3 separate regions of the Homo sapiens genome follow, and regions 1 and 3 are each linked to region 2. A link is a loop called in an ENCODE intact Hi-C map of the cell type or tissue named here. Cell type or tissue: Caco-2. All regions are shown on one strand.

Region 1 (8,000 bases), 230 kb after region 2:
GGTGGAATTTAACTGGTATATGACCTTCCGCGCCCATTCCACGGCAAAAGGGAAGAATGCCTCAGGTGAGCATGCGTACAACTCCAGTAAACACACCGTGCATGCTCCCCTCCCAAGCACTAGCAGGCCACTGTGTATGTGGACAACCCACACCAAGAGAAGAATCAGGGGAGAAGGAACGCAAGACCCAGAATCACGCCAACATATAAAACCCCAAGTCGGGCCGGGTGCAGTGGCTCACGCCTGTAATCCAGGCACTTTGGCAGGCCGAGGCGGATGGATCACGAGGTTAGGAGTTCAAGACCTGCCTGGCCAACATGATGAAACCTTGTCTCTACTAAAAATACAAAAATTAGCCAGGCGTGGTGGCGGGCACCTGTAATCTCAGTTACTCAGGAGGCTGAGACAGATAATTGCTTGAACCCGGGAGGCGGAGGTTGCAGTGAGCCCAGATCGCACCACTGCACTCAAGCCTGGGTGACAGAGCAAGACTCTGTCACCAAAACAAAAACAAAAAACAAACAAAACAAAAACAAAAAAACAAAACCCAAGTCAAAAGGTCAAACCCTGCACTTGTCCTTCAAAGTCGCTTGCTTGGGCCTCTTCCAAATGTACTTTTTTTTTCTTTTGTTCCTGCTCCAAAGCTTTTTTTTTTCTTTCCTTTTCTTTCTTCCTTTCTTTCTTTTTTCTTTTTCTTTTCTTTTCTTTTCTTTTTTTTTTTAAGACAGGGTCTCACTTTGTCACCCAGGCTGGAGTGTAATAGCGTGATCTTGGCTCACTGCACCATCCACCTCCCAGGCTCAAGCAATCCTCCCACCTCAGCCTCCTAAGTAGTTTTTTAAAAAATTTTTTTGTAGAGATGAGGTTTCACTATGTTGCCCAGGCTGAGCTCAGATGATCCACCTGCCTCAGCCTCCCAAAGTGCTGAGATTACAGGCATAAGCCACTGAGCCGTGCCCCTGCTCTCAAATTTTTAAGTCAACTTTCACTCATGCTCTAAAACTTGCCTCAATCTGTTCTTCTGCATTATGCCCCTCAGTCGAATTTTTTCTTCTTTGAAGACAATAATTGAGGTGGCTGCAGACCCGTATGGACTCACTGCTTGTAACTCAGATACTCACCACTGCTAACAGTTTGATTCATTCCAGGTACCCTATCTAATATTGCTCAGAACATTAGACAGAAAGACAGAGGAGTTTACTTAGTGCTCTTCAGATGCACGGTGTGGATGCTTTCTTTCTCCATTTCTCTAGCAGCCCTGTACATTTCCAACCAGAGACACCCACACATACCTATAGAGTTAGGACAAAGACACAAGGCTCCTAGGTTGGTTTTTACTTTAAGTAAAATTCTGTGAAACAGGGATGTGAATTAAATATTCTGAAATAAGTCAAATATTTGGATTAAGAATTGCCCTAAAATAGAAATCACCAACCCCATACCAGAGATGGATTTAATTAAAGTCACTTAAATACCTGATCCTGATAAAATCATTATGATTTTCGCTGGTTGCGGGCTTCATATGCAATGGTAAAATGCAATTTGGGGAGTATTTATTTTGAGATGCCATGTTAAGTCAATGCCCAAACTAATCTCCACAAGCCCTTTGATGACACTTTAATTCAAGCCAACAAAATGGTGTGTGAATTTTATTAGGGGCAATACAATATACAAATAAATTAGTTTAAACTATAATTTTTCTCTGTCATACAAATACTTTATTGACCAGAGAGCAACTCTTTACTGCCATCCCCTGATCTGTTGTGGAAATACTGCTTCTACTGGAGAAAACTAAATTATTCTATGATAGTACTAAGAAAAGAAAATTTAGTCTTTTAATCCCATGGATAAAGTTAAATGGCTTCTTTTCTAGGATGCAATATTGCCTGGATTTCAAATTGCTGTACATTAGCTTCTCCCCAAAAGTAATAAGAAACTATAGCATTTAGTTGATGCTATCTTAGAGCCCCGGGATCTCTTAAGTGGTGCTAACTTTTCTTCTCTTTCCGGAAATATTACTCATTCTCATTAAAAAAATAGATGTGGGAATAACTAAATTGAGTCAAGCTCACTCACTGATATAGCTTTACTTCACACAAAAGGGCCTTTCTATTGAACCTGTGGGTATTTAACTGAATTCCAGTAGCTCAAATACAATTTTATGAGAAATTCGTTGCCCCTTTCTTCCAGCCTGAATATGAAATTAAAATAGGCAGGAGAAGTTGAGAGGGTGTCCTGTTTAAGCAGGGTGGTTAGACCATTTACATTCAAGTTTAATATTGATACATGAGGTTTCGATCCTATCACGATATTGTTAGCTGTTTGCTTTGTAGTTTCTGCTGTGTTTTTGCTTTCTGGGGTCTGGGGGCTTTGTACTTCAGTGTGATTTCTGTTTGTTTTAGAATCATGGAATGTTAGAACCAGAAGTAAATGAGAGTCAACAAATCAGGTGCTAGCCCTTTGTGATAGTTAATACTGAGTGTCAACTTGATTGGATTGGAGAATACAAAATATTGATTCCAGGTGTGTCTGTGAGGGTGTTGCCCAAGGAGATTGACATTTGAGTCAGTGAGCTGGGAAAGGCAGGCCCACCCTTAATCTGGGTGGGCACAATCTAATCAGCTGTCAGCATGGCTAGAATATAAGCAGACAGAAAAATGTGAAAAGAGACTAGCTTAGCCTTCCCAGCGTGTATCTTTCTCCCCTGCTGGATGCTTCCTGTCCCCGAACATTGGACTCCAAATTCTTCAGTTTTGGAACTCTGACTGGCTCTCCTTCCTCCTCAGCTTGCAGACAGCCCATTGTGGGACCTTGTGAACGTGTGAGTTAATATTTAATAAACTCCCCTTTTTATATATATATATATATATATATATATATATATATATATATATATTCCATTAGTTCTGTCCCTCTAGAGAAACTAATACGCCCTTGCTGAAACCAAGGTCCAGAGAGTGAAGTGATGTTCAAGGTCACATAGCAAAACAGAGGTTGATTCTGCTACCCCTGATATCCTCTTCCACATAGGCTCTTCATGGTCTGAGTTTGGAAAACTCATCTTGTCTGTGTGCACCTGGGTTGTGATAGCTTCCCCAGCTTTCATCAAACCCTTAATTCTGTTGTGCTGCCCCCTGGTGACAAGGATTATCTACTACAGCTACAGAATTTGGCCCAAGCATGCTCCTCCCTCTGTATTCATTCAGTTGACAAATATTTATTGAGATCTACACTATGCCAGTCACCTTCTAGACACTGGAGCTTCAGTAGTAAAAAAGCAACGCACTATCTCTGTCAAACACATTAAATAACACACAAGGCTATGGAGATGATATATCAGAGAAGGGACAGGCATAGTGGCTGGAGAATTGCAAGTTTAAATCATGTGTTCCTAGGTTGACCTCTCTGGAAATAAGACGTTTGAGACAAGATTTGAAGGAAGTGAGGGCATAAGCCGTGCTGGGGCCAGGGGAAGCATGGCCTGGGCAGCAGAAATGTGAAGATGCCAAGGATCAAGAGGGCATCTGCTGGTTCTGAGGAACGGTAAAGAGGCCATTGTGCTCTGAGCTGAGTGAGATGCAGAGAATAGAGACAAGCACAGTGCCATGCAAAGGCAGAGAAGGGAAGGACCAGTGGGGCCTGCAGGCTGGAGCAAGAGTTTGGTTTTTCTCTGGATATGGGGACTGTTGGTGCCGTGACTCGGATCGGGGGACCTCCCTTGGGAGATCAATCCCCTGTCCTCCTGTTCTTTGCTCCGTGAGAAAGATCCACCTACGACCTCAGGTCCTCAGACCGACCAGCCCAAGGAACATCTCACCAATTTTAAATCGGGTAAGTGGCCTCTTCTTACTCTTCTCCAACCTCTCTCACTGTCCCTCAACCACTTTCTCCTTTCCACTCTTCAATCTCTCCCTTCTCTTAATTTCAATTCCTTTCATTTTCTGGGAGAGACAAAGGAGACACGTTTTATCAGTGGACCCAAAACTCTGGCACTGGTCACGGACTGGGAAGGCAGCCTTCCCTTGGTGTTTAATCATTGCAGGGACGCCTCTGATTATACACCCACGTTTCAAGGGTGTCAGACCACGCAGGGACGCCTGCCTTGGTCCTTCACCCTTAGCAGCAAGTCCCGCTTTTCTGGGGAAGGGGCAAGTACCTCAACCCCTTCTCTCCTTGTCTCTACCCCTTCTCTGCTTTTCCAGGGACAGGGCAAGTACCCCAACCCCTTCTCTCCTTGTCTCTACCCCTTCTCTGTTTTTCTGGGAGAGGGGCAAGTACCCCTCAACCCCTTCTCCTTCACTCTTAGCGGCAAGTCCCGCTTTTCTAGAGGAGGGGCAAGTACCCCAACCTCATACCTCTGTGCCCCAATCCCTTATTTCTGCACCCCAACCTCTTATCTGTGTGCCCCAATCCCTTATTTCTGTGCCCCAACCCCTTATTTCTGCACCCCATCCCTTATTTCCGTGCCCCGACCTCTTATCTCTGCGCCCCAACCCATTTTCCCACTTTTCTGGAAGGTAAGAACCCCCGAACCCCTTCTCTCCATTTCTCTACTCTCTCTTTATGGGCAACCTTCTACCCTCCATTCCTCCTCCTACTCCCTTGGCCTGTGTTCTCAAAAACTTAAAACCTCTTTAACACCTGACCTAAAACCTAAATGCCTTATTTTCTTCTGCAATGCCGCTTGACCCCAATACAAACTTGACAGTAGTTCCAAATAGCCAGAAAATGGCACTTTGAATTTTTCCATCCTGCAATATCTAAATAATTCTTGTCTTAAAATAGGCAAACAGTCTGAGGTGCCTGACGTCCAGGCATTCTTTTACACATCAGTCCCTTCCTAGTCTCTGTGCCCAGTGCAACTCGTCCCAAATCTTCCTTCTTTCCCTCCCACCTGTCCCCTCAGTTCCAACCCCAAGCGTCACTGAGTCTTTCTAATCTTCCTTTTCTACAGACCCATCTGACCTCTCCCTTCCTCCCCAGGCTGCTCCTCGCCAGGCCGAGCTAGGTCCCAATTCTTCCTCAGCCTCCGCTCCTCCACCCTATAATCCTTTATCACCTCCCCTCCTCACACCTGGTCCGGCTTAGTTTCGTTCCGTGACTAGCCCTCCCCCTCCCGCCCAGCAATTTACTCTTAAAAAGGTGGCTGGAGCTAAAGGCATAGTCAAGGTTAATGCTCCTTTTTCTTTATCCCAAATCAGATAGCGTTTAGGCTCTTTTTCATCAAATATAAAAATCCAGCCCAGTTCATGGCTCGTTTGGCAGCAACCCTGAGACACTTTACAGCCCTAGACCCTAAAAGGTCAAAAGGCTGTCTTATTCTCAAAATACATTTTATTACCCAATCTGCTCCTGACATTAAAACTCCAAAAATTAAATTCCAGCCCTCAAACCCCACAACAGGATTTAATTAACCTCGCCTTCAAGGTGTACAATAATAGAAAAAAGTTGCAATTCCTTGCCTCCACTGTGAGACAAACCCCAGCCACATCTCCAGCGCACAAGAACTTCCAAATGCCTGAACGGCAGTGGCCAGGCGTTCCTCCAGAACCTCCTCCCACAGGAGCTTGCTACACATGCCGGAAATCTGGCCACTGGGCCAAGGAATGCCCGCAGCCCGGGATTCCTCCTAAGCCGCGTCCCATCTGTGTGGGACCCCACTGAAAATTGGACTGTTCAACTCACCTGGCAGCCACTCCCACAGCCCATGGAACTCTGGCCCAAGGCTCTTTGACTGACTCCTTCCCAGATCTTCTCGGCTTAGCAGCTGAAGACTGACACTGCCCGATCTCCTCGGAAGCCCCCTAGACCATCACGGACACCGAGCTTCGGGTAACTCTCACAGTGGAAGGTAAGCCCGTCCCCTTCTTAATCAATACGGAGGCTACCCACTGCACATTACCTTTTTTTCAAGGGCCTGTTTCCCTTGCCTCCATAACTGTTGTGGGTATTGATGGCCAGGCTTCTAAACCTCTTAAAACTCCCCAACTCTGGTGCCAACTTAGACAATACTCTTTTAAGCACTCCTTTTTAGTTATCCCCACCTGCCCAGTTCCCTTATTAGGCTGAGACACTTTAATTATCTGCTTCCCTGACTATTCCTGGACTACAGCTATATCTCATTGCCGCCCTTCTTCCCAATCCAAAGCCTCCTTTGCATCCTCCTCTTGTATCCCCCCAACCTTAACCCACAAGTATAAGATACCTCTACTCCCTCTTAGGCAACCGATCATGCACCCCTTACCATCTCATTAAAACCTAATCACCTTTACCCTACTCAACGCCAATATTCCATCCCGCAGCACACTTTAAAAAGATTAAAGCCTGTTATCACTCGCCTGCTACAGCATGGCCTTTTAAAGCCTATAAACTCTCCTTACAATTCCCCCATTTTACCTGTCCTAAAACCAGACAAGCCTTACAAGTTAGTTCAGGATCTGCACCTTATCAACCAAATTGTTTTGCCTATCCACCCGGTGGTGCCAAACCCATACACTCTCCTATCCTCAATACCTGCCTCTACAACCCATTATTCTGTTCTAGATCTCAAACATGCTTTCTTTACTATTCCTTTGCACCCTCAATCCCAGCCTCTCTTCGCTTTCACTTGGACTGACCCTGACACCCATTAAGCTCAGCAAATTACCTAGGCTGTACTGCCGCAAAGCTTCACAGACAGCCCCCATTACTTCAATCAAGCCCAAATTTCTTCCTCATCTGTTACCTATCTCGGCATAATTCTCATAAAAACACACGTGCTCTTCCTGCCAATCGTGTCCGACTGATCTCTCAAACCCCAGCACCTTCTACAAAACAACAACTTCTTTCCTTCCTAGGCATGGTTAGCACGGTCAGAATTCTTACACAAGAGCCAGGACCACACCCTGTAGCCTTTCTGTCCAAACAACTTGACCTTACTGTTTTAGCCTAGCCCTCACGTCTGCATGCAGCAGCTGCCGCTGCTTTAATACTTTTAGAGGCCCTCAAAATCACAAACTATGCTCAACTCACTCTCTACAGTTCTCATAACTTCCAAAATCTATTTTCTTCCTCATACCTGACGCATATACTTTCTGCTCCCCGGCTCCTTCAGCTGTAGTCACTCTTTAAGTCCCACAATTACCATTGTTCCTGGCCTGGACTTCAATCTGGCCTCCCATGTTATTCCTGATACCACACCTGACCCCCATGACTGTATCTCTCTGATCCACCTGATATTCACCCCATTTCCCCATATTTCCTTCTTTCCTGTTCCTCACCCTGATCACGCTTGATTTATTGATGGCGGTTCCACCAGGCCTAATCGCCACACACCAGCAAAGGCAGGTTATGCTATAGTACAAGCCACTAGCCCGCCTCTTAGAACCTCTCATTTCCTTTCCATCGTGGAAATCTATCCTCAAGGAAATAACTTCTCAGTGTTCCATCTGCTATTCTACTGCTCCTCAGGGATTATTCAGGTCCCCTCCCTTCCCTACACATCAAGCTCGAGGATTTGCCCCACCCAGGACTGGCAAATTAGCTTTACTCAACATGCCCTGAGTCGGATAACTAAAATACCTCTTAGTCTAGGTAGATACTTTCACTGGATAGGTAGAGGCCTTTCCTACAGGGTCTGAGAAGGCCACCGCAGTCATTTCTTCCGTTCTGTCAGACATAATTCCTCAGTTTAGCCTTCCCACCTCAATACAGTCTGATAACAGATGAGCCTTTATTAGTCAAATCAGCCAAGCAGTTTTTCAGGCTCTTAGTATTCAGTGAAACCTTTATATCCCTTACGGTCCTCCGTCTTCAAGAAAAGTAGAATGGACTAAAGGTCTTTTAAAAACACACCTCACCAAGCTCAGCCACCGAAAAGGACTGGACAATACTTTTACCACTTTCCCTTCTCAGAATTCAGGCCTGTCCTCGGAATGCTACAGGGTACAGCCCATTTAAGCTCCTGTATAGACGCTCCTTTTTATTAGGCCCCAGTCTCATTCCAGACACCAGACCAACTT
Region 2 (8,000 bases):
AGTGTTGGGATCCTTGTAACTCCCCAGTATTACTTCTGAAGTCTTAATTGTCTCTTTTACCAGTCCTTGATCCACTTACGTTTTTCCTCCCTGGATATGCACCTTCTGCCCCAACTTTGCATAGTCATCCTCTCAGTTCTGGATCAGTCCACTACATTCACGGAAGTGTTTGTTATCAAACTCACTCCTTTTTTCATTCTGGTATTACTGTTGGTGGCTTCAATGTCCATATAGTTTCTTCAATACCTTAGTCCCTAATGTCTTGATCTTCGTTCTACGTCAGCCAACCCCACCCTTAGCTCTTCCATAAACTGTCTATCTTTGTACTTCTAAAACTTCAAAGAAAACGATCCCATTTCCTGACTACAACTTATCTCTCTCATTTGATGTGGATTTGTAGTTCTTGGACTCTTCCTTCTTCTCCCCTCTTTGTCCTCACTTATTTTCCTATTTATTCTTGTTAACCTTAAAACCTTGTCTTAAAAATAGTATCCAAGCTTGCTCCTTGTCTTTTCATCACATCACTTGGCACAATCCCAAAGTTGGATTAAACTTTCTGCATTTAAAGGCATATATTTGACACAAATTCACAATTCACATGATTGTGTGGAATTACTGCTACCACCAATTCTTGGACTCAAAAACTCCTCCTTGCACTTATGGTCAGGTCGTGTCTAACATTTGCAAAAGCAGCTACTGCAAACCTTTCCGCATCTTCTCCTTACTTTCCTAGTAGAAATGAGAGGCCATCAAAAATCTTAAATCTAAATAGACAAAAGCATTCTATAAATAGTGTTCTTATAAGTCATTATTTGGTCTTAAGTGTGGAAACAAAGTTAATACTTATTCATTTCAAAACGGCCTGTAGAGTACCTACTTTGTGAAGGTACTATTCTAGGTGTTGAGGATATGGCCTTCATGGGCCATACATTCCAGTGGTTCTGATGATTTCATATGTAGGTTAAAAGCTTAGCAGTGAGGTCTAGTGGTTTTCTCACATTGATCCCAAAATACAGATTTTACAAAGCAAAATTTTCAAGTATAGGAAATACACTTGCAGGATCATAAAAATCCAATCATGATACCATAATTCATAAGTTCAAACATTTTAGTATCACTCTCTGTCATAGTACCTCTAAAATAAATAAACCTTAGAATAATTTGCCCTAGATAATAAAAATATATGTTATTATATAATATAATAATAACAGGCCTTAGCAGTATGCCAGATAATAAGTTTTAAAGTTACACTAATGATATAAATAACTCTCAGTCTCTTTGATTAATGCTTGTGTAACCACACAAGTAACTATATTTTTATTAGGCGGGTGCAGAAGCTACTGCAGTTTTTGCCAGTACTTTTTTGCAATTACTTTTGCACTAACCTAATACAAAACAAAATGTGCCTACATCACAATTCAGAAAAATCACAGCTTTATTAGCAGAGTATAATTTAAGGAAGTCAATCAATCCTGAAGGCAGAAAGACCTAAGTTCAAAACTGATTTGGAATCTTCTCAGCTATTTAGCCTTGTTCAAAGTATCTAACCTTGCTGAACCTCAGTTTACTATCTGAAAATAGAGAAAATTATTACTATATTGTGGAGGTATGAATATTGAATAATTTAAAGAACTTGATTGTACTACCATTAGCACACACTGAATAAAATATTAGTCTGATTATATTTTCGTATTTCCATATTTAGGCTTTTGCCTAAAAAGGGAATTTGGAAGTGGTCATTGGCAGGTGTCATAGGCTTTGGGTGGCAAGTCAGAGCATAGTATGAATGAGCAAATTAGTAAAGACTAGAGATAAGAGAAGACTTTGAGTACTAATTAAGAGTTTCAGGAGACCAGAGGAGATTTTAAGACTTCAGTGAGAAACCACTTTCTCAGGAAGCAGATAAATTAATTTTATCAGCAGTATCGTCGTCCATGTAATATGGCTTTTAAAAAGCACAGTGAGACCTTAGTAGTAACGACTTTATTTTTCTTAGTGAGAACCTGAAAGTGAAACTTGATATACATTATTTTCTGCTTTTATTGCACAAAAAGTTGTTTCCATTGCATATTGCTTCCTAATCTGTTAAAATAATCTGTTAACAAACTCGAAGACCCAGATTCGGGGCGTAGATAAGCCTGTGTACCTTCCTACCTTCTCCAAACAGCCAACATTAGATCAAAGGGCAACCTTAATGACACCTGGAGCACAAACCCTGCTCAGGGCGCGTACAACCGGAGGGACAGAAAACACGATGCGACGTCGGAAAGCAGGAAGGGAATTGAAATTCCCGCAGTCACGTCACAGAAATCTTAGCAGAACCTCATCATCGCCCAAGGGAACTGGGAGTGGCGGGCGGGGAGGACGCGGGTTGTGTGACGATCACCGATAATTAGTTGGTGGTTAACGCACAAGTAGGATAAAAGAGCTCGCCCCAGGCTGCCAGCAGAAAAAAGCTACCGTGGCACGTGCCCCGGGGAGTGATGCGGTGGCCCGGTTTGCACGGAGAGCGGGACACCGCCTGGGGAGCCGCGCTCGTAGCCTGGGGGCGGGACGCGGCGGCCGCTCCCTCCGCCCCCGAGTAGCTGCCACCGCCTGGCTGCGCCCCAGCCCAGTAGCTCAGACGCGGCCGCATCCCGGTGGACTGTAGAGGCGGCAGCGAGCTAGAGCCCGAGTCGCAGCTCCGGGCCGCAGAGCGCTGGGCGAGCGCGAGCGCCAGGGCACCGGCAGGGCAGGCAGCTGCGCGCGGCTGGTACGTACCTGGTGGAGCGGGCGCGTGAGTGGGTGTCCCTATGCGAGGAGGGAGGAGTGGGACTTGGGAAGTCGGGGGAGACTGACCCAGGGAAGATGTGGTAAGTGCAACTTTCCTATTTTCTGCCCTGCTGGCACAAATATGGGGGGAGTTCGAAGCAGATGCCTCTTTCGCTTGGGCGACCCGATCCATCGTTTAACTCACAAGTCAGGGTACTTAGAGAGTGAAAAGGACGCTCACGCCAACAGGCGTGACGTGGGAGGTCTGTCACCTGCCTTTTGCCCACTCTGCCCTGCAGGTGGCCATTGATGACCTCCTGTCACAAGTCGCTGAGTCCTTCGGCTCTCGCGCCAGCAATGCCAAGTCTTTCCCCTGGGCGGTGCTTACCAAGCCCCGGGTAGTCACGAGCGGCCGCGGGGTTAGCAGAGACCCGAGTACTAACCCGCTCGGCCAGCGTCCGGCTGTGTGGCTTTAGCCAAGTCACCTCACCTCACTGGCCTCCGTCCATTCTTTGGATAAAATATGGAGGTGGGTAGACCGAGTAAACTCAAGGGTCGCCCGTAGCTATTGGATTTTCCCTGCTCCTAGGACCCCGGCAGGCCGCAGGGAGGGACACGAGTGCCAGGTGGTCGCGGGCTGAGGGAGCGGAGGGCCTGTGTTCCGGTTGGTGCTGATGCTAGCCCCTTGGGGAAATTCCTGAAGGTGCATTTCGGAGCCAAATGACCCTGCCTTGCAGCAGGTCCCTTCCAAGGGAGCTGAGAGGGCCAGGTCAGACCGGTCTTCGTAGAGCTCCCCGGGGAACGCAGCCAACGGAACTCGGGTCCTTTAGAAAAGTGCATGCGTGAACTAGGCATGTGGGAAGCACTAAAACAAACAACAAACAAACAACAAAACACCCTGCAGGTGGTAGTGTTATTAGCTGGAGTCTGTGCAGGACTGGAAAGTGGAGATTTGAGGCGAATGACCACTTAAACGTTCATCTAGAAAAAAAATTTTAAAAAAACTCTTTTATCAGTGGTTTGCATACTGAAAGGTATTGAATTAGAAATATTGCGAGTATTGCATTTCTCTTCGTGTACAGATAGATTTCAAAATTCATCTGTCCACTTTATCTCTTCACAAGATGCCTTCCTTCTTACTGACATTGCCACACATTCAAAAAAAATCCTCCTGGGATTTTATATTTAGAAAGCTCAGCATTTGGATTATTAAAATGAGAACTGATGACCATAATGCTCACGGAAAATGGGGTAGGTTATGGATCAAGTTTGGTTAAATCAGCAGTTTATAAACCTTGTTTCCTGTTAGTGTGCCGGGTGCTGGTCAATGCCCCCCTAGTGACACTATCTCAAGAGATCATTTGCTAAAAAGGTGTTTTGGAAGTTCAAAAGATTCGATTTTGAAGGAAAGTATAGCTTTGGAAAGGAAATCTTTTGGAAAACGTTTTTAGTAATGGACTTCTCAATCTTATCTTTACCACAACTTTCTTCAATAAAATATCAAAGACTAATGGACCACATTATGCAGAATATTTTAAAATGTGTCAAATTTCATTTTTGTTAAAGAGTTTTTCCTCCTTTTTAGTCGATTGCAAACATATTGTTTAGATCAATGATAGATCAATTTAATTTTCCTCACAGTTCTTACAATTATTTAAATTCTTACGCAGTTTGCATTACAGCATTTTTTTACAACTTTATTGAGATATAATTTATATATTATAAAGTTCACCCTTTAAGGGTGAATAATATTTAAAAATTATATTTCAGTGAGTTTTAGAAAATTTGTTAATTTTCTAAAAGTTGTAAAACCATTACCATATCTGGTTTTAGAACATTCCAAAATTGTAAAACCATTACCATATCTGGTTTTAGAACAGTTTACTCACTTGGTAAGATTCCTTATGTCCATTATGTCTTTGTTCCCACTCCCATTCCCAGGCAACCATTAATCTACTTTCAGTCTATAGATTTGCCTTTTCTGAACATTTTATATAAATGGAATGATATACTATATGGTCTTTTGCTTATGGCTTCTCTTACTTAGCATAATGTTTTTGGGGTTCAGCTATGTTGTGGCATGTATCAGTATTTCATTTCTTCTTATTGCTGAATAGTTTTCCATTGTATGGATATACCACATTTTGTCAATTTACTAGTGGATGGATATTTGGGTTGTTTCCAATATGGGAATATTATGAATCATGCTGCTGAGAACATTTGCATTCAAGTGTTTGTGAGTACCCGTTTTCATTTCTCTTGGGTAGATGCTTAACAGTGAAATTGGTAGGTTGTATGACAAACTTGTGTCTAACTTTTAAGGAACACTATAGAGTAATTTTTGTAGAAGTTATATATATAAAAATTTAAAAAATTCTGGAAAAATAAATGTTTCTTACTGGATCATATATGATGTTATATGTATATAGAGAGAGGCTTGGGAGAGGAACCATTGCTTCTCTTCAAATTTAGAGCTGAGGTACAGCAAACACTTTTGAAAAAAATGTCGCAATATTTCTCAGAAACGAGATATTTCTTGCCTAATGTTTTTTAATGCTAAATGAGCATGAATCAGGCTTAATCAAGACTAAATTTTCATTAATGTCAATTGAAAATGAGAAAGCATGCAGTTTGAAAATTGTATTTTAAGTGTTGAGACTTAGCCAGCTCTGAATGGCTGGACAATAAATTCGGTGGTTTTCCATTTCTTCAATGCAAAATTTTAATTGAGTTAGAAAAAACAAAATTATTCTTTCCTCAACATCAAAAATAAACTATACGTCTTGTGAACTATATGTCTTGTGATAAGCATTGTTAATCATGATTCCATATAATTATTTTAAATAATAATTAAGCATATTCTATTAGTAGATTTAGGGATCTAAGGCCCAAGAGTAAGTGATTTCCATATACAAAAATCACATATTAGACCAGGGCTCTGGTTTTCCTGTTTTAAAACTTCCCCCATTAGTACATGTTCCTCTAAATCCTGTTAGTTTCAGACATTTTCATATGTTATATGTACTTTAAAAAAGTCATTACCAGGTAGTGACATTACATGGAAATAATCTAGGTTAAGCACTTGAACATCCCCATAAAATCAAAGACAGCTACTATTTTTTATTTTTATTAGAAGTACAACTGGTTTTGGCCCTGCGTGGTGGCTCATGCCTGTAATCCCAGCACTTTGGGAGGCTGAGGTGGGCGGATCACAAGGTCAAGAGGTAGAGACCATCCTAGCCAACATGGTGAAACCCCGTCTCTCTAAAAATACAAAAATTAGCTGGGTGTGGTGGTGCACACCTGTAGTCCCAGCTATTTGGGAGGCCGAGGTAGGAGTATCGCTTGAACCCAGGAGGCAGAGGTTGCAGTGAGCTGAGATGGCACCACTGCACTCCAGCCTGGTGACAGAGTGAGACTCCATCAAAAAAAAAAAAAAAAAAAAAGAATTACAGTTGATTTTGAGAAATCAAATGGATATGCTACTTTTTACTGAACTGAGGTACACTTTTTATTCTAGCAAGTGGCAAATAGCAGTATTATGTGCCCAGAGCAGAGTGGATTTGTGTTCTTCAGTCACTCCTAGTTGTAAAAATGTGACATTGCCCAAGAGTTGGGTGCTTGGTTGGAGAAGAGAGTTCAGAGATGTTTAGATAAAAATAAAACAATCTAGATTTGCATAATTTCCTGAACGGGAAGAGGTATTCTCACCTAGAATCCTGGATCTGTTAGAAGTAGGATTTCTCAGATTGGAAAGAGGGCCAAGGAAATGGAGATTCTTTAAGACAATGTGGTCTGTAGCCAAGATAGTTTTAATGTAATTGAAGAAGCAGCAACAGAAGCATCTACAGACAATATGAATGGAGCTGGATTCCTTCCTGTACCTCCCAGACTCTCCCTTCCTGCAGTCTCTGCTTTCTTCTAAGCACTCTTATTGGCTATGCTGTTGAAAGTATTCTTATCCCCGTGGGGGTGTGGGAGTAAGCATCCCCATGGGGGTGTGGGAGTAAGTAAACTGTAGGCTTTCTTTTTTTTTGGATAAAGTAAAGGGAGAACTGAAGTCCAGTGTGATAGCTTCAGGAATAAAACCATGGAAGACAGGAAATAATTAGGTAGTCTTCTCAAGCATGCTTATATTTTAATGGTCACAAAATAATTTATATCTAGATTAAATTTTATGGATTGAGCTAATACATCTCAGAAGAAGAAAACACCATTCTTAAAATTCTTAAAATCATAAAATCTTAAAATCAGTGTGTGTGTATGTGTATGTGCATGTGTGTGTAAAGAGGGCTTACAACTCATGCAATTACATTAGTGTATTACATTAGTTTATTTTATATTTTAAAATGAAAATAAATACCTCTACCATGGAGCTTCTGGAGCCAGGTATAATATTAAATTTTAAAATGCTGAAATAAGCCCTACTTTTCTCACTTTTCCCAAAAAGGCCTTGAAATCTAATGAAAAGCCAGATTATAGGTATGGTGGATTTTGTTACACTCCAAGGGTTTGCAAAAAGTCTATCAAGCCAAAATTTATAAACGCCAGGACTTCACAGAAACCACTCTTCTTTTCAGTTCCATCATCCTTGAAGAAGGGTGTCTATGATAATTCTGTGTATTGTAGTGAAGTAGTAGAACTTTTTGCAGTAGTGAAAAGAAAAAAAAAATTTTTAAATATGTCTTTCTAACATGCCATGAAGCTGTGCATATGTATATACTGTTGTAATCCTGGGGAGGTTTCATCTGAAGGCTACTGGAAGGACTGCTCTAGTAGGCCAAGCAAGAGATGCTGAATGAGTCAGGGCAGCAGAATTAGGGATGAGGAAAAGTATTCAGATTCTAGAAATATTAGGAGATGAAAATAATTGAGTTTGATGGTAGTTGGGATATGAAGTTAAGAAGACATGAGAATGAAGAGTGCCTCTCAGATTCTTGGCTTGAAGTGAGAGCTGGCACAATTTACAAACATGCAGGTTTAAGAATGGGGCGACTTCATGGGTGTACTGAGTTGGATAATGTCTCCCCAAAATTCACGTCCTTCCTAGAATCTCAGGATATGACCTTATTTGGAAATAGGATCACTACATATGCAATTAGCTAGGATGAGGTCATACTAGAGTAAGGTGGGCTCTTAACCCAATATGACTGGTTTCCTTATAAGAAGAGGCAAGAGACACAAAGAGAAAGACACATAGAGGGTAGACAACATGACAATGCTGGGGGAGATTGAAGTTATGAAACTGT
Region 3 (8,000 bases), 120 kb after region 2:
CCCTAATAAGATTTTCACCTCACCACATCACCCCACTGCTATTTCAAGATCACAAATGACATCATTTCTGCTAACACCAGTGGTTCATTCTTAGCCATCCTCTTGCACGATCTCTTAGTCACAGATGATTGTCACTCTTTCCTGTAACGTTTCTCTTCCCTTGGCTTTCCGGACACTCCACTCATCTGGTTTTCTTCCTGCTTCCCTGGCTGCTCCTCCTTCAGCTTTTCTTTCCTCATCTCCCCTAACTCTAAATAAATTGGAGGTTATCAGAATTCAGTCTTTGGACATCATCTCTATCAACACTCCCTCACTTGTGATGTAATCTGATTTCGTTGGGATAATGATTGTGCTTTTGATGACTTACAAATTTTTGTCTCCAACCTGGAGCTCTCCTGAACTGCACACTCATATACTAATTGCCTAATTGGCGTCTCCGCTTGGATATCTAATGGGAATCTCAAACTTAATGGGTATAAAAGCGAACTCCAGATAGTCTCCTGACAACAGCTCTTTCTGCATTTTCCCATCTCTGAGTGGCAATTCATACTTCCAGTTAACAAAATTATTGCCAAAAATATTGGAATCATCCTTTTCTCCCCTCTTTTTCTCGTATTCTCCATCCCATCTATCAGTGAATACTGTCAGCTCTACTTTCAAAATTGGTCCATAAATCTGCCATTTTTCACTCACAGGATCTAGTTTTTTTGGTACCTCTATGACTCCATTTTCTATTCCAATTTTCTCTACCACTGTCCCGCTTGCAAATCCTTCCTGCATATTATTGTCTTTGGCTTTGTTTTTCTCTGTGCTTGGAATGCTCTTCTCCCCACTATCTATATAGAATTCTTCTTCACCTTTTCAGGCCTTTACTCAAATGTCCCCTTCTCAGTGAGGCATTCCCAGCTAACTCTGTCTAGAATTGCATCCTTCAGGCCACAAGACTTCTTGAAAATTTCTATTTTCCACTCCTGTTTTAATGTCTTCATTAGCCCTTTTTACTTCTTATTGACCACACATTTCATTTATTTTGTTTATTGTCCATATTTCTCATCAGATTTTCCTTGAGAGCCGGGATTCATGTTTTGTTCATTGCCTTGTACGTAGTACATGCTTAATAAATATTTGATGAATGAGAGTTGAAGAACTGAATAGAGTCCATCAGATTTCAAAGATACCATTGATGACTTGGTAGGAGCAGTTTTGCAGGAGTAGTAGACCTAAATAGTTTCACTTAAAAACGGAGACAACAAAAGAGGGATACCTTTTAAAGGATGAAAGAGAAGATAGTATGTGGAAGACTTACAGTTGAAAGAGGGTCTTTGTTAGTTTAAAGACAGTAGTGACTTGTGGGAACGAAGGAGCCAGGAGAAAGGGAAAGTCAGGTAAAATGAAGAGCGCAGATGATTATTAGAGTCAGCCTCTTGATGAAGCAAAAATGGATAGGATGGGGGATCATGAAGGTATTAGACTGCATAGCAGGAGTAACACCAGGAGCCAGCTCCAAAATTGTGCAACCAGGGTGGTTGCATAGGGCTCCTTGATTAGAAGAGACTTGCATTTGGTTTAATGTTCTATTCTTGCTGTCTTGAAATTTTTCATTATTTTTGAACAAGCGTACTGCATTTTCATTTTGCACTGGGCACCAACAAATTACATAGCCAGTGCTCACAAGTGCATCTTCCATTGTAAAAAGAGGGAAGGCAGAAAGAATAAGCACAGATCACGGGGAGTTTTAGATATTTAATGGCAGGAAGTTGAGGGAACTCCTGTCTGATAACTTTGATTATTTTTTTTTCCTATGAAGTAGAAAGTGAGGTTGTCTCCTAAGAAAGAGCAAAGGGAGTAGAAAGTGTGAAGAAGCTGGGGAGAGTGCAATCCTGCATAGGGAATTGGCTAAGGACATACACCACGGAGTCAGTTGGCCCAAGCTCAAGTTGTGACTGTCACTCACTAGTCTCTGACTTTGGACAAGTCACTTTACCTGCTTGTGTTTCATTTTAGTAATCTGTAAATGGAGGCTCTGAGAATACCCTAGAAGACTGTCTGGCACTTCATAACTCTGTAGAATAGGAGAAAGTTGATCAGGAGAAGGTAGATTCCCAAACCTACTCATATCGCTCTTCTTTGTATAGTTTCCATATCTGAATTGAGGGCAAAATATGGACGGTGGACAAAGGAAAAACCAATGGTTTTATTCTAACATAATACAAAATAAATTTCAATATATTCCACATATGAATGGAAATTTTTTTTTCAGATGCAAAAGAGAAAGATGAAAAAACAACACAAGACCAATTGGAAAAGCCTCAAAATGAAGAAAAATGAAGGCTCATAATCTATCAAGAGTGCTGAATTTCTGCATGTTGAAAGACTTAGTGGTTCTGTTTTCTTGAGACATTTAATCTGGTGGTAACTGTGGTAACATTGCAGCCCTAAGCAGCATGTGTATATTAGATAATTGTGTTGTGATGCTACTCACTTTGATTGCAATGATGATGTCCAAGGTAAGCTATTAAAAGGCAGGTTACTTCCAAATCGCACTGAAGGAAAAGGTTAAGAATAATACATGATCACAGAAATGCATACCACTGTCTGTAAACCCAACAAAATTCACTGTTCTCTTTTGGATTTATTTAGCCTGATGTATTTTTAATTCAATTTTTATGGTGATGGGCAAATCATTCTTGGTAAATGTAAATCAAACATGATTGATTTAAAACTTCATGGAATTTGTAGAAAATTATGGACATTTTTGGTGAGAAAGAACAATAGTCAAAACTCACATGGATAGAGTGTGTTTGTTTTTTGCCAAAAATGCCCCAGACTTTTTCCCAAACCTCAAAAACGTCTTGGAAAAATTGTAAAAGTTTGATAACAGAAACATCTTTAGGATATTTTTGTCTGACATATTTTGCTTCTAGTATGTGCCTACTGTGATTTTTTTCATGTGGAAAATGCAAAATTTGTAACAAAATGGTTATATGGAACATGCCTATTAAATGAATTTTACTATCTTCCCTAACTTTGGTCTGTGTATGTGTGTGTGTTTTACTTTAATATGAATTATACAAAATACTAGTTGTTTTACACTCTCTTTTCTTATTCTTAGGGCTTTTGTGTATGTCTGACTTGTTTTTAAATAACTTCCTCAGCAATGCAGACCTTAATTTTTATATTTTTTTAAAGTAGCTAACATAGCAGTAGGCACTTAAGCATTTAGTCAATGATATTGGTAGAAATAGTAAAATACATCCTTTAAATATATATCTAAGCATATATTTTAAAAGGAGCAAAAATAAAACCAAAGTGTTAGTAAATTTTGATTTATTAGATATTTTAGAAAAATAATAGAATTCTGAAGTTTTAAAAATGTCAGTAATTAATTTATTTTCATTTTCAGAAATATATGCATGCAGTTATGTTTTATTTGATTGTTGACTTAGGCTATGTCTGTATACAGTAACCAAATAAACTCTTTCACTATTAAAGAGATTTCTTACTGACACAAGTCTCCTTCATTTTATCTTCAGAAGTAGGCTGAGTAAAAAATGGTGACACATTTTATAGAATGAAGTTAACAGTCTTTGCAATATAAATCACCTCTGGCTTATTATTTAATTGACAGAGCTTACCTTTATATCTTATATACACCAAAGGGGTAGATCTCAAAGAACCTGATTGCTTTAAGTTTTCAAATATAATTTTTTCTTTATTAAATAATCAAAAGTAATATTTTAAGTGTAGCACTAATTTAATATTCAATAACATTTATCACAGCCATTAAAATTATATTTCTAAAAGTTATTTAATGACATGAGGTTTTATAATCAGATAAAGAGGGGTTAGAGTGGAACAGTGGTTTTCAGCATGGATGGGGAAGAAATTTTGCCCCCTAGAGGGCATTTGACAATGTCTGGAGACTTTTTGGCTGCCACAACTGGAGGTGGAAAGCAAGGGAGAAAAGGTGCTACTGTAATGTAGTGGGCAGAGGCTGGGGATACCGCTAAGCTGCTAAGCATCTTACCATTCCACAGGGCAGCCCTGACAGCAAGGATTACCCGGTCATGTGTGTCAACAATGCTGAGGTTGAGACACTCTGGAGTAGAGTTAAACTGTTAAGCATATGGATTTTAAATTCAGATTATCTGGGTTTGAATTCTAGCTCTGCTACTCAGTAGTTGCGTGATCCTGGGCAACTTACATCATGTCTCTAAGTCTCAGTTTTATCCTCTGTGGAATGGTTTTAATAATAGCGCATACTTTATAGGGTGGGTGGAGGCAGTAAATGAGATAGTATATGCAAAACAATTGAATAATGCCTGGCAAAGAATAATTATTCAATAAATATTAGCTATCATCATCATCGTTGTCATATTTATTCAAGATGCTCTTGCCAATACTGTGGTAGTGGAGGTGGTAGGAAGCTCAATTTGTTTATTTGTCTGTCTTCTGCCTTTCTCTGTGACTTCACAAAATCTCTGTGATATCCCCAATGCTTGGTGCTGGGAGAAAACAGGATGGTAGAAATAGACAATTCATGGTAATTACCACATGAATGCTAATTCAATCATGCTAATGGGTGACTGACAGGCCATGAGTATTACCATTTAACAATGAGTCTGCTCACTAGTGTTTTATGACAGTTACTGCAAAAAAATAGAATCTTGAGTCAGTATTTAAATGAGTAATTTGTTCCATGAAAATGTAGAAGAAATAAAGTAACATCGTTCTTGGATCATAGTTTTCTACAATATTTTTCTCATTTAGAAGACCAAAAGTAAAGCCATGTCCCTCCTCATTATTGCTAACAGTTACATATATTCTGAATGATATATATTCTAAATCAATTATTCACTACAATGCACACACAAACGTTCCATTATTTTGTATTACCCAAGGTATCAGGCTTGTTCACTGAGAATATGTGCTAACGAAAATGGTTTATTTTCCCTGAGGAGTCCAGACAAAGGAGAATGAGAGGTCAGTAGCAGTTTAAAGACAACGCTGAATTTGCCTACCAACTTTTTAAAAAATCAAGCTATTTTGAGGAACCTATGGTATTTTGTCATAGCAAGTAGACACTTTTACCAAAGCTATTTATTTGGGACTTATTAAAGAAAGTCTCCTTGCCCATTTTGCCATTGTCTTTGTACAAGGCACTTGCTTTAGTCAATAGCTATGAAGTCTAAATTAACACTGTCAGATAATCAGGCTAAAAGGTGACAATAAAGCTATAAAGCAGCTGTCTGAAAACTTAACTCTGTATAAAGGAGAAAGAACAAAAAGAATCTATTCTGTGTCATGTACCCAGAGATATTTTGTGTTCTGGGTAGAAAAGATTTGAACTTTCTTAAAACGTTAGTGAGTATAAGGGGAGGTGCCCTACTTAGAAAATAAACCACTAGTTTTCCTCAGGTGGCTTGACAACTTGGGCAGATGTTTGGCAAGGGACAGGGGGATAGAGAGGAGCCAGAGGAAAATGAAAATTCTGGTGTTCTATGCCACTGTAGAATGACTATACTTAGTAATAACATATAATTTAAAATAGCTAGAAGGGGCCCTGTGCAGTGGCTCACACCTGTAATCCAGCACTTTGGGAGAGCAAGGTGGGTGGATCACTTGAAGTCAATAATTCAAGACCAGCCTGGCCAACATGGTGAAACCCCGTCTCTACTAAAAATACAAAAATTAGCTGGGTGTAGAAAAATAAAAATTAGCTTGATGTGGTGGCATTGTCCCAGCTACTCGGGAGGCTGAGGCAGGAGAATCACTTGAACCCAGGAGACAGAGTTTGCAGTGGGCCGAGATTGTGCCACTGCACTCCAGCCTGGGCAATAGAGCAAGACTCTGTCTCAGAAAACAAAAACAAATTAAAATAAAATAGCTAGAAGGAGGATGTTGAGCATTCTCAACACAAAGAAATGACAAATGCTTGAGATGATGAATATGCAAATACCATGATCTGACCACTCTAAATTGTATGTATCAAAACATCACTATGTACCCCATGAATATGTATAATTATTATTTGTTAATTAAAAAGTAAAATAAAAAAAGGATATAACCAAAGCTCACTAATCTGTTACCCTGTCTGTGGAGCCTGGCCCCTCAAGTTCAAAGTACAGCTCTGCCATTTGCTCTTATGATTTTGTTCATTTTATTCCTTGTGCTTCCATTTATTCAACATGTAAAATGATAAATTATTATGAGGATTAAGTGAGTGAATATTAGTCATTGATAAGGGCAGTGCCTGGCATACTAGCAAAAACTCATATTATTATTATTTGCCAGAACATAAAGGATGATAAAGACTTTAAGTTGAATGTTCTAGATCTGTTGATTTTTTCCTATGTTATTTGCCAGTATAGATTTCCTTCTATTCTTCTGCTCTTTTCTTTCCGCTAGCAACACCTCCGTGGCTAAAAACAGGACTGATTAATCAGACTGAGTCCCTTTTTTTTTTTTAGTGTTACTGATGACAACTCTCAGAACATTAAAAATCTGCAGCCAGTTAAAAACTGGAAGCGTTGGCTCAAACAAAGGGCTGGGGCAATGTTGTTGTTACTTGTTAAAATCCTAGAATGGATTTCTCAGTGGGCACACATCAACAGAAGTCATCATCATAGGCCGGGCGCAGTGGCTCATGCCTGTAATCCCAGCACTTTGGGAGGCCGAGGCAGGCGGTTCATGAGGTCAGGAGATCGAGATCATCCTGGCTAACATGGTGAAACCCTGTCTCTACTAAAAATACAAAAAAATAGCTAGGCATGGTGGCGGGTGCCTGCAGTCCCAGCTACTTGGGAGGCTGAGGCAGAAGAATGGCATGAACCCAGGAGGCAGAGGTTGCAGTGAGCTGAGATCATGCCACTGCACTCCAGCTGGGGCAACAGAGCAAGACTCCGTCTCAAAAAAAAAAAAATCATCATCATAGCCAAATTTCTTGTGACTGGTGATTACTTAGCACATAGTAGATCCTTTTGAATCTTCATAAAAAATCATATAAAATAGTTGTTAATGTTTCTCATTTTTACAGATGAAGAAAATGGATTCAGAGAGTATCTTTGAGAGTTCACACAAGGAAGTGCAACAGTGACTTAGGACAGGGCTCTCAGAGTTTGGATGTGCACAGCCTCTCTTGTACCAAAAGTCCCCTCTTCCCCAAACCAGCTCATTCATGAGCATATTAGATTTGTCTGAATTTACTCAAAATTCTTAGGGAAATTTAAAAGTTGTATAAGAAGAATAACATATGAGCCAAAATGAGCACTGATATCTCAAAACAGCAATTTTATTTATTTATTTGGCTTTATTCTTTCATTAACTCATATTTTACCTCATTCCAGAAATGATTTTATATGGCAAGCTGTTGGTATTGTTGTCATTTAATTTTCCATTAACTTGTAGAGCCCTGAAGGAGTGCAGAGTTGGTGAGAAGACTGGGATTCTTTGGGGTGGGAAGTAGTAGCTGGAAGAGAGGCAGAGAAGAAAGGCTCCCCATCCTTGGCTCGGCTCACATTCAGCTTGGGGCTAACCATGGTTGTGAAGAGGGCACATGGACATTCTGAGACACAAACTGCATCTGGCATGAACTAACTATGAACATTTTTAGAGAAGGGCCACATAGGTAAGTGAAATCATCTCATTTGTTCCTCAGTGATAAATTTCAGAGGCTGAATTATTTTTGGCAATGTTGATGGCAGAGAAGCATCCGAAGTGCCAGATGGGTCGCTACAGAGACCTCAGGGAACCATAAGAAAGCCAGAAATCTGAAGAAAAAAAAAAAAAGTCTCACCTTAGAGTCTGTGGAATTGAGCTCTCATAGTGCTTTAGGCATACCAGATATTCAAATAGTCCTGTTTTATAACGTATTTGTCACCTAAATTGAATTTCCATTAGTGGAAGGGATTTGTTTTTTACATATTGCCTTTCTTTGATGTAAAATTGTGGAGAATAATAGGAGAAAAAGCATGGGGCTGTCGTCAATAAATGCGGATTTG

Evidence for each region. Hi-C counts contacts between places; a loop is a spot of excess contacts. Peaks named below come from ENCODE experiments on the same cell type or tissue, not always from the same donor. Only the 100,000 strongest peaks of a DNase experiment are listed, where the experiment ranks them.
Region 1: a loop joins it to region 2, with 6 times the contacts of the local background. A loop is called at or near these places in 10 of 110 quality-filtered maps.
Region 3: it touches region 2 in a loop (9-fold over the local background); 17 of 110 quality-filtered maps call a loop at or near these places.

The regions. Positions count from the first base shown.
Region 1 is chr6:122,836,527-122,844,526 of GRCh38, forward strand. No RefSeq gene overlaps it. Among named protein-coding and RNA genes, the nearest start is that of SMPDL3A, 51 kb to the left of the region's middle. In Caco-2, CTCF peaks have their summits at 1,745 and 3,145 (motif pointing left); a DNase peak (open chromatin) is centred at 3,125.
Region 2 is chr6:122,607,784-122,615,783 of GRCh38, forward strand. It overlaps PKIB (cAMP-dependent protein kinase inhibitor beta), which reads left to right and starts at 2,622. Exons shown (of 5, transcript NM_181795.3): 1 at 2,622-2,752. RefSeq lists a silencer at 2,473-2,652 and an enhancer at 3,269-3,914. In Caco-2, CTCF peaks have their summits at 2,739 and 3,035; DNase peaks (open chromatin) are centred at 2,268, 2,608, 3,118 and 3,418; H3K4me3 peaks cover 2,522 bases.
Region 3 is chr6:122,722,868-122,730,867 of GRCh38, forward strand. It overlaps PKIB (cAMP-dependent protein kinase inhibitor beta), which reads left to right. Exons shown (of 5, transcript NM_181795.3): 5 at 2,261-3,506. The coding sequence ends at 2,328. Among named protein-coding and RNA genes, the nearest start is that of FABP7, 53 kb to the right of the region's middle. In Caco-2, a CTCF peak has its summit at 3,924 (motif pointing left); no DNase peak of the experiment used is centred here.